Linked DNA regions of Mus musculus: region 1 is linked to region 2. The links are chromatin loops, found by intact Hi-C in ENCODE. Cell type or tissue: left cerebral cortex. All regions are shown on one strand. Links, peaks and the distances in the headings refer to the core of each region. The heading gives the core; the rest is flanking DNA. Region 1 has its middle 6.7 kb from the start of Ptpn1. Region 2 holds the start of Pard6b (par-6 family cell polarity regulator beta).

The links. A loop is a pair of places that touch in the nucleus more often than their neighbours do. Peaks named below come from ENCODE experiments on the same cell type or tissue, not always from the same donor. Only the 100,000 strongest peaks of a DNase experiment are listed, where the experiment ranks them.
Region 1: it touches region 2 in a loop (2.4-fold over the local background); 1 of 42 quality-filtered maps calls a loop at or near these places.

The regions. Positions count from the first base shown.
Region 1 is chr2:167,922,937-167,928,307 of GRCm38, reverse strand. No RefSeq gene overlaps it. Among named protein-coding and RNA genes, the nearest start is that of Ptpn1, 6.7 kb to the left of the region's middle. In left cerebral cortex, for the core only: a CTCF peak has its summit at 3,144; DNase peaks (open chromatin) are centred at 2,844 and 2,965; H3K4me3 peaks cover 958 bases; H3K27ac peaks cover 1,185 bases.
Region 2 is chr2:168,079,380-168,084,750 of GRCm38, reverse strand. Pard6b (par-6 family cell polarity regulator beta) reads right to left here and starts at 3,747. Exons shown (of 3, transcript NM_021409.2): 1 at 3,392-3,747. The coding sequence starts at 3,457. It overlaps Gm39990 (a long non-coding RNA gene), which reads left to right and starts at 4,025. Exons shown (of 2, transcript XR_867010.1): 1 at 4,025-4,251; 2 at 4,991-5,371. In left cerebral cortex, for the core only: a CTCF peak has its summit at 2,652; DNase peaks (open chromatin) are centred at 2,660, 2,995 and 3,988; H3K4me3 peaks cover 2,417 bases; H3K27ac peaks cover 584 bases.

The DNA of each region.
Region 1 (5,371 bases), core at 257-5,256, 160 kb after region 2:
TCTGCTGTGCCTGCTTGCTGGCTCCTGGGGAGGGAAAGCCCTCTGTCCTCTGCTGTGCCCGCTTGCTGCCTTGTCTCCTGGCAGTCCTGTTCTACTAGGATACAACCTCACCATCCCCATGTTCCAAGCACCTGACATTTGCTGAGAACAGGGACTTCTATGACCTAAGTGTCAGTCCCCACCCCACCCCCAAGCCCTATGGACAAAGCCAGCCCTGCCCGGAAGCACCCCCACCCCCAAACCTGTCTATGGCCATAGCTGATTTAAAAGTAAACAAGGCAGCCATGTGTGGCCAGGCAAGACTGACGAATGCTCCAATGTCCTCACTCTCAGGTTCTGGATTTTCTCCTTATAGATTCTACTCAGGCAGCAGTTCTCAACCTGTGGGTCCAAACCCCTTTGCAGGGGCCACCTAAGATCAACCACAGGAAAACACAGATATTTACATTACGATTCACGACAGTAGCAAACTTAGAGTTAAAAAGTAGCAACAAGGGCTGGAGAGATGGCTCAGTGGTTAAGAGCAAGGAGTGCTCTTCCAGAGGTCCACATGATGGCTCACAAACATCTGTAATGGGATCCAATGTCCTCTTCTGGTGTGTCTTTAGACAGCAACAGTATATATATATATATATAATACATTCTTTTAAAAAAGTAACAATGAAAATAATTTTATGGTTGGGGGTGGGGTCACCACAGCATGAGGAAATAAATTAAAGAGTTGTAGCATTAGGAAGGTTGAGAGCCACGACACTAAGGGAAGAAATCAATACTGTACGTCAGTGATCAGCCAACTTATTGATCATCCCAGGACTCGCAGGTAGAGCAGGACAGCTGGCTTCCTTTCTCTTCTTTTTTTTTTTAAGATTTATTTATTATTTTATGTATATGAGTACACTGCAGCTGTACAGATGGTTGTAAGCCATCATGTGGTTGCTGAGAATTGAACTCAGGACCTCTTCTTGCTCTGGCTCTGCTCACTCGGGCCCAAAGATTTATTTATTATTATATTTAAGTACACTGCAGCTGTCTTCAGACGCACCAGAAGAGGTTGTCAGATGTCATTACGGATGGTTGTGAGCCACCATGTGGTTGCTGGGATTTGAACTCAGGACCTTCAGAAGAGAAGTAGTGCTCTTAACCGCTGAGCCACCTCTCCGGTCCAGGACAGCTGTTTTCAAAGCGTGGTACTGTTGCTGACCCCTGACTGAATGAGGTCAGCAAGTGGCCCAGACAGGGACATCAGCCTACAGGTAGCACAGCTCAGAGCTTAGGATCCAAGGTATCTGGCAAGCTAGGATTCTCATGTCACTTCATCTAGGACAAACCTGTTCCTCCCCCGATAACTCCCACCCCTAACCCCATCCCTTTCCTACGTGCCATGACACTACATGTCTGGTTGATGTGTTTAGCCTCTCTTGGCCACTAACTGTAAATGCTGTGAATAAGTGGGGCTGGGCTGTGTTGCCCAACACCATCTCCCTTGAGCTGGAAGTCTGCAAGTCATTTTCCCCACGCCCCCACCAGTCCTTGGAAAGGTTTTAGAAGTCAGGATGACAAGGGCTTCTTTGCCTCTCATAGACTGAGTCCCTCGGAATGTGCAGCTCAACCACCCAGTGCTGGGAGCCCAGAGGTTGAGAAGAGCATGGTCCCACCTCCCTGAGCCTTAAGATTCCCTAGCACATTTGGGCATCTGGACTGCCTGGTTGGCCAGTCCCTGACATGGCATTACCTGTGCGGGGAAGCCAGTGCTGGCAGCAGGGGACATGGGCTTCAGCCTACAGTTGCCTGGGCCTCAATTAAACTCCAAAGTCCTTTTAAGTTTTCCCAGCGGTTTTGCTTTTTCAGAGAGAGTGAAGAGGTACAATCTGTATATCCCAGGGCACCATGGAGCCCGGGTTGGGTCAGAGAGCACATGGCTGTCACTTCAGAATCTCAAGCCCAGAGTCTATTTCTAACAGCCCATGTGCCTGGACCAAGCTGCTTAACCTCTCAGCGTTGGCCTAGATAATTTCCTTCGAGAAAACCCAACTGAAAGTGGCTTTTGCAAAATGGGAAGTGAATTGGCTCTTGAGAATAGGAAGTCTAAAAGCTGCCTGCTTCAGGCACAGCGTGATCTAGGGGCTTGAGCAATGTCACCGTGACTCTGTGTCTCCTCAGCCCCTTCTCTCTGGCCCTGTGCTGGCTTTGGTCCTGGGTGGGCTCTCTCCTGCAGATAAAAGGGATGGCCCAGCAGTCCTCCCTTCCAGCATATATCCTGATGTGTAGTCTCCTAAGTCCCATGGAGGGAGGAAGGACAAGTGACATCTCTAAGCCGATCTCTGGAAGAGTAAAACAGGGTTTGATTGTGGACGGATGTCTGACCTAAGTACCTGTGCCCTCCTCCAAGCAGGACATTGTACAGTCTCTCCAGGATTTCCCATGAGCTCTAAAAATAGCACAAGTGGCCCTGAAAATGCCAATCATGGTGACATCTATTACTTTAAAAACTAGGTGTGGTGGCACACGTCTGTAATAGCCAGCCCAGAGATTCAGCGTCATCCTTGGCTATATAGAGGGATCAAATTCAATCTGAGCTACATGAGACCCTGCCTCAAAATTTTATTTTATTTTTTTAACTTAACAGTGTTAAAATCTATTCTGTTAGGAATCCCATTTGAACTGCAGCACAGGGAAGTTAAGCAATTTGCCCACAATTGCACAGGACTTGAACTTCTGGTTCTGAAGTTCTGTGAATATGAGCTCTGCACCCTTTCCGGAAGGAAGGGAGGCGGGGCTACCCGAAGCTCCGCCCCACTCACATCCTCACTGGGCTCTTGAAACCCTTAAAGAGACTCTCCCATCTCTCTGCTGCCGGAAAACATTTCAGACTTGATTCCAGGCCATTATAAATAAACACAAATATAATCCCAAGCTGGCCGTCTCGTAAGAAGAGACGAGAGGAGGCGGCATTTAGGGGAACTGGGGGAGTCACGTGTGTGCTGAGAAAGGCTGCAGAGAAGCATGGGGGGGTGGAGCGGTTCGAGGAGGGAAGTGGAACTCAGAGATGGAAATGAGTTTTGGCCTCACGCTTTCAGCAAAAGTGGAGTCTGGGAGGGTTGCTAGAGGCCAGGGCACTTCCTCACCCTCCCCGCTAGGGTCAGGGCACTTCCCCACCCAGAGACAGTGGTTCTGGGTCCGGATCCTGGAACCTTGCTGCCTTGGGCAAGCGCGCTCTTGGGCAAGCGGGTTTCTCACCCTTTTCTGTCTTACGTAAGCGATGAGGATTTAGTTAAATGAACAGGCGTGTCCAGTGCTCTGCTCTCTCGAGTTAGCAGCAAGGGCTGCGTTAATTGGGTTCTTAGCCTATCAAGTGTGCAGGTTGTTGGCTAGCTCTCAAACGTCCTAATGTATACTGTACCTTACATCCTGCCGCTGCCGGCTCTGTGGGTGTACACACAACCTGTGCAACTGCGCAGCTCTGCCCGTAGCCTTGATGGGCTGTACTTTCGTTGTCTTGAAATTGTAAATCATTTTTTATTTCTAGTTTTTTTTTTTTTTTTCAGTTTTGGGTAATTGAATCCAGGGTCTTGTGCACCTTAGACAAGTGCTATACCACTGAGCTAGGTCACCAGCCCTCTTCAAATAGCTGGTCTCAGAGGAGTAGTCTAATGGTCACGGTTTTGAAAGGTATTGGCTTAGCGACTTTTCTTTTGTTTCGGAGACAAAACACCTGGCAGAAGCAATTTAAGGGGCAAGAGGGTTTTGTTTGTTTGTTTTGTTTTTCGAGACAGGGTTTCTCTGTATAGCTCTGGCTGTCCTGGAACTCACTTTGTAGACCAGGCTGGCCTTGAACTCAAGAAATCCACCTGCCTCTGCCTCCCAAGTGCTGCGATTAAAGGTGTGTGCCACCATGCCCGGCTTGCAAGAGAGGTTTTGTTGGTGGTAGTGGTTATTTTATTTTATTTTATTTTTTGCGGCACATGGTTCCAAGAAAGAAGACAGTACAGTCCACCACAGTGGGAGAGGCATCCTGCCTGGCATGGCTTTGTTCTGGGCAGAGGGAGTACAGCTTCTCACTTCTCAGCCAATCAGGAAACAGAGACAGGACCTGAAACAAGGCCGGGATATATATATCCCATAATGCCCACCACACACCTGATATTCACCAGTCTGACCGTATCACCCCATTCCACAACACCCAAATAACACCACCAGCTGGGAGCCAAGTGTCCAGACACATGAGGCTCTGGGATCATTTTATTAAAACCCCAAACGGGAACACTGTCTGAGCAGTTTCTGTCTTTGAAAATGGAGTAGTCTTGTCCTGCCATTCCAGGAGAGATCAGGGCAGCTTGCAGGAATCAGCGCTCTCCTCCTGCCACGTGGGTCCTGGGGATTGAACTCAGGTCATCAAGCTTGGCAGCAAGTGCCTTTACCCACTGTCTTAGTCAGGGTTTCTATTCCTGCACAAACATCATAACCAAGAAGCAAGTTGGGGAGGAAAGGGTTTATTCAGCTTACATTTCCACACTGCTGTTCATCACCAGAGGAAGTCAGGACTGGAACTCAAGCAGGACAGGAAGCAGGAACTGATACAGAGGCCGTGGAGGGATGCTACTTACTGGCTTGTTTACTTCTGTTGTATAGCAGCCATGGGGTGCTGTACATAAACTGGACAGATCTGTGGTCTGGCTGGGCCCTGGTTCTCCTGTTTGTGTGCATGTCCAGGTGTGTGCATATGCGTGTGGAGGCTGGAGGAAACTTTGGGTGTCATTCCTTAGATGCTGACTACCTGGTTTGGGGGGGGGGGCGTCTCAGTGGTCTGGAACGCACCAAGGTGTCAGGGTTGGCAGGTCAGCAAGCCCCAGGGATTGGCCTGACTCTGTCCCCCCTGCTTTGGGATTACAAAAGCATGCCACCCAGCCTGGACTTCTCTCCCTGCCACCCCACCCCAACTGCCTGAGTTCAGGTCTTCATGCTTGCATGGCCAGCACTTCAGAGTCATCCTCTCAGCCTTTCATTCTGAGACGGCGTCTTCCCCTGAGCTCAGGCTGATCTTGAACTCTTTATTTTGTTATTGATTGTTTGTTTGTTTGTTTGTTTGGTTGGTTGATTGGTTGGTTGGTTGGTTGGTTGGTTGGTTGGTTGGTTTTGGTTTGGTTTTTTGAGACAGGGTTTTCCAGGCTGACCCGGAACTCACTCTGTAGTCTAGGCTGGCCCCAAACTCAGAGATCTGCCTGCCTCTGCCTCCAGAGTGCTGGGATTAAAGGGGGTGTATCACCACTGCCTGGCAGACTTCAAGCTCTTGATGATCCTTCCTGCTTTGGCCTCTTTGGTGCTGGGAACACAGGTGGGTGTCACCAAGCCCAGCTTCACTCTGTGCATTGGG
Region 2 (5,371 bases), core at 218-5,217:
CAGAGCAAAGACGATAAAGCGGACACTATTGTTTCTTTCTTTCTTTCTCTTTTCAAGATAGACAGGGTTTCTCTATGTAGTCCTGGCAGACCTGGAACTCAGAAATCCTCCTGCCTCTGCGTCTACATTCTGGGGTTAAAGGTGTGTGCCGTCCCTGGCTGACGCTACTGTTGCTATGAAGGAGAGCCTACCTATGACCTACACACTCTCCAGTTCTGGTTAGGATCGCCTAACTGTGATATTACAGAACTAACCCTGGACCAGCAGATGGTTCAGTAGGTAAGTGCTTGCTGCCAAGCCTCAGAGCCTGAATCCAATCCCCAAGACCCACGTGGTGGTGAGAAGCAACTTCCTAGGGCTGTCCTCTGACCTCTCCACTCCCACTGCGGAACCTGCGAATCCCCACACGCCCATCATGCCAAGTAAATGATCAGAACATAGTGGAAATTTAAGGGAGTTTTTACTATTCACATAGCATAAACTGAAATTATTTTTTTTACAAACCTGAGCTAAGGTAGGACTAGCAACACATGACTTTACTCCCAACAGAGGCAGCCGGATCTCTGAGTTCAAGACCAGCCTGGTCTACATAATGAGTTTTAGAACAGCCAGGGCTATGTAGAGACCCTGTCTTAAAAAACAACAACAACGGGGGCTGGAGAGATGGCTCAGTGGTTAAGAGTACTGACTGCTCTTCCAGAGGTCCTGAGTTCAATTCCCAGAAACCACATGGTGGCTCACAACCATCTGTAATGGAATCTGATGCCCTCTTCTGGTGTGTCTGAAGACAGCTACAATGTACTCATATAAATAATAAATAAAACTTTAAAACAACAACAACTACAACTACTACAACAAAAGAACATGCAGTGCTCTTCCAGAGGACCCAAGTTCAGTTTCCACCCATGTCTGGTAGCTCACAAGCACCTGTAATTTCAGTCAATTGAGCTGACGCCCTCTTCTGGACTCTGTTGGCACCTGCATTCATGCACACACATAAATGTTCTCTAGGACAGTCAGGGCTACATGGAAGGAGGGGAAAGGGTGGGGGTGGGGAGCCATCTCAAAACCCCACAAAGCAGGGTGAACAAACTCTGGCCTATGCTGTCTGTCTGTCTGTTAACAGACACACAGCATGGCAGCATTTCCCGAGTGTATCTTCTGACTGCCCTGCTTCTGTTTAGAGGAGGGCTCACACTAGAAGTATGGTATGGCAGCTGAAATAGAAACCACACACCTTGGACAGAACTATGTAAAATATTCAAAAATCAGTAGATGAAAAAGGAAAACAAAAAGCTTGAAATTCCAGTCCACAAGAGCTTGGTTTCCTTCCACCAGAGACCCACTCCTATCTAACTTATTGGCACACCTAGAATCTCTACTCATTTTTTTAATGATTAAAAAAACATGTAAAGGCTCACTACCGAGATCAGGACCATAAAACTGAGTGTTGGTATTATGCAGCATCACAAGTGGTTTTCTTTCCTCACCTCAAGTCCCACAAGCCAAACTACAAAGAGATGCCAGGAGAAAGCTTGTGTGTTGACAGCTACAAATGGTTAGAGAAAAAGACAGACATTTCTGGAGTCAGTCATCTCCCTATACTAACAAGTCACTTTATTTGCTGTTGTGCAGAACCCAGCCAGGAAGGGTGTGTTCCTTAAACTATCATACAGTTTTACTCTAAAACAATTATGTGTATGCCGGCAGCTCCGTCTATGTATGCCATGTGTCGGTGCCATGGGAAGCCAGAGCACCAGATGTTCTGGAACTGGAGAGAAGGCTCGGTGGTTAAATGCAACACAGCTCACTCAGAGGCTCTGGGTTTGGGTCAGCGCCCACAAGGTAGCTCACTATTTTAACTTCAGGTCCAGGGGATCCGACTTGACTCCCTCTGGGATTCTGGCTTCCTAGAGCACCAGGCATTCAGGTGGTACACAGACATACAGGCAGGCATTTATACATGTAAAATAGTAAATTTAAAGAAAGTTACAGGTGTGTGTTGCTCGGCAGGGGTGCGGCGAACTGAGCTTGGGTGTCCTGCAAGAGCAGCGTACATTCATAAATGCAGTGCCATCTCTCTAACACCAACAGTCCTGTTATTATTACACAGACCTGTGTTTCAATCTAGTTCCTATCTGATATATAAATTCCTCCCACTCCTCCATTAAGACTGTGTCTGGCACTCTCTAGTTCTAGTCTCAATAGTTAGAGGAGATTACAAACAAAACAACAAAGCAAAAAAACAAAAAGAAAACAAACAAACAAAAATCCCCCCAAATTAAAAGCAAATGTAGATCTGTGATTCTTAGTTACAGAACTTTGCTCTCAAGCCCAGGAACCACAAAGGCTCCAGGTAGCTTTCCTCACTCACCCCACTTCCCGGACCGACATTCCCCCAGGGGTCCCTTAACCACCACGCTTCTTATTTTTGCAGTGGGTGTTCGATACACCGCTCCTTCTGTGTGTCTAGCCACAATTTTGCTCTAAATTCTCACGGTCAGCAATGCCCTCTACCACCGTTTTACAAGTTGCTCAGTAAAAAGCCATCGGCAAGACCTGGTCCTACAGCCGAGTTTGGGGGAAGTCACACCCTTTAAAAGCAGGGTTTCTTATCATTTCAGAACTCTCCGAGAACCAGGCTACATAATCCTGCCCCTCCTGGCCGTTCAAAGTCAGGAGAAGCTTGGCGACATGTTCCGGTGGCTACGGATCACCTTCAGATTCCATCTGAAAAGCCCCTTTTGGAAGACGGCATTCTCCAGCTAATCCCCACGGGCTACTCTGCTCACCCGGCCTTGGGATTGAGGAATCCCACCGACACTGAAGTCACTAACAGAAGACTGGCAGATCCGCCAAGGGGGAAAGCATTCCGAATGAAGAGTCGGAATGAAAACAGCAGCGTCTCAAATTGTCAAGCGCAGCACCAGAGTAAGGCGATAGCGCTAATTTCATAGATTAGACGCATACCAAAGTTAGGGCTGGAAAAAGAGCTCTCCTCCACTCGATGTACCCCCGAGCCCCAATAAAAGGTTATACGAGAAGACAACAAGGTGTTCCGAAAGCCTCTGGCTCGTGCCCGGGGTGAAGGGATCCCCCAAAGTTATCCCATCACCTTGCACTGGAGCGATCCTCATCCCACCCTAAAAGCAAGGCGGGAATATGAAGGATAGAAAACAGGGGCTGTGCTGCGGAGCAGACGCAAACGCCTCACATCGCCGCGCTCCACCAAGTTTCTCTCCTACGTGCTTCGGCCAGCAGCTCGCCCTCCGCCCGCGTTCCCACAGGGGCAGCCGAGGTCCACCATCCCGCCACTCTGCGTCCTCACGGGGCAGCCCCGCGTCGACCATCCCACCGGCCCTCGCCCCCGTTGCCCCGCCCGGCCGCGCACCTTGCTCTTCACCTCCATGGTGCCCAGGCAGCCGCTGCTCGCCCCGTGCCGGTGGCCGCGGTTCATGCTGAGTGCCCGGCCGCCGGCGGCCTCGTCGGGGGCCGGCCCTCGGGAGCGCGGGCGGCGGGGCCGCGGAGCGCGGGCTCGGGACTCGAAGCGCCGCACGGCGCCTCGTCACGGCACCTGCTGAGGTCCTCCCCGCAGCGCAGTGCCGGCTGCTCCGCGGCGGCCTGAGGGTCGGACTGCCAGTGCAGCAGGCGGGGACACCGGTCCCTCCCAGCGAGGCTCGGGGGCGGCGGCGGCCGCGGCGGTGAGGAGAGGGCGGAGCACAGCCCTACAGCCGCCGCAGCCTCCCTTATCCGCTGCCTCCCCCGCGGACGCGCGCCCGCGCGCTCGTGCACCGAGCTGGGCCGCGGCCGCGGCACGTGCGCGCGCTCACCTGCAGCTTCGGCGCGCGGCTTGCGCTCCGCCCACACCCAATGGGAAGCGCGCACCTGCGCCCGCGGCGTCAGCCAATCGGCACGCAGCCTGCGGGGCTCGCGCGGCCCGTGGGCGGGCCTCGTGGTTGGGAAGCCCCGCCCACAGCCCTCGCGATTGGTCCTGCCTTGCGAGGGAGGGGCGGGATCACCTGAAGCTCTGGGGCCTCTCTGGATTGAGCCGGGGGAGCAGTAGGACGCATGCGCCGGCTGTAGAGTTTCCGCCCCGAGAAGGCGATGGGGAAGGCCGGCCGGAAGCGCGAGCGCACCTGGACTGCCGTTCAGGAGGGTGTGTATTTTGCGCATGCGCGCGAGCGTTTTCGCCGGCTGGGTCGGGTCGGGAGCGCCCGTATCTTTAACGCGCCCTAGTCACCTGCTTGGAATGTGTGTACAGCCGTTCCCTTGCCGTGATGATGTGGGGTGACTGGGCATCTGGGGCCCCTCTTCGGCCTGAGCCCCCCCCCATGCTGCGGCTTCTTGGCGGCCCCCTGAAACTATTGTGGAAAGAGTTTCAAGTTTTCCCGCCTCTGCAGCAGTCATTAGAGGGAGAAGCTTGGGGGTCGGGGGTGGGGGGATGTCTAGGCCTGGAAACTGCACTTTCGTCTCAATCAGCGCTTCTCAACCTGTGGGCTCTTGACCCCAGGACGACTCTTCCTCCGGGGTCACCTGAGACCTAAAACACAGATATTTACATTGCGATTCATAACAGTAGCAAAATTACAGTTAAGTAGCTAGGAAAATCATTTTATGGCTGGAGGTCATCAGAATGCGAGGTCACAGCATTAGGAAGGTTGAGAACCACTGCTCTAGATCTTCCCTGTCCCGAGGGTGCCCTGGGTATCAGGAGAGGACCAGGGAGCTGAGGCCTGCGATGGTCCCCACAGGCCCTGGCTCCCTGCGGGCCTCACCATCCGCCCTCTGAGGCTGAAGTCGTCTCTCTGTGGAGCAATTTCTTGCCCGTTTGTTGTTTGCACCAACGCCAGCCTCTGGGCTGTGTTCTGTTCCCCCAGTGACCGAGCTGTGTCCTGGGGTAACAACACCAATTCCTAATCTCTGAGCGCCCCACACTGAGGCTGCTGCCTCTCTCTCTGTTTTGTTTACCCATTGGTCTTGCTGGTGCTAGGAGAAAAGTGAAAGTCTCCCTCGACGACCCTCCTACCCCACAGAGGGCTGAAGAGCTAGCTGATCAGGGGCCTTCACTCCTGCCCACTCTCCCCTTGGACCACAGAATCTAACATCTTTCCGCTGTGATGGGGTTCAGCTTTTCTATTTTCCTTCGTGCACGTGCACTTGAAACAGCGTTACTCTATGTACAATGAAAGCTACCCAGTGGCGGGGATACCCTGGCTTTGCTCAGTTGTTTGTTCACCCTGGGAGAGCCAGGCTCTTGTCATGCGCTCATGTATGTATTTGGGGACAAGAGGAGCCGAATCTGTGGCTTCTCCAGGCTACACCCTGTAGCTTCAAAGATAAGAAGCCCCTTTCCCCTTGAACGAATCTCTTC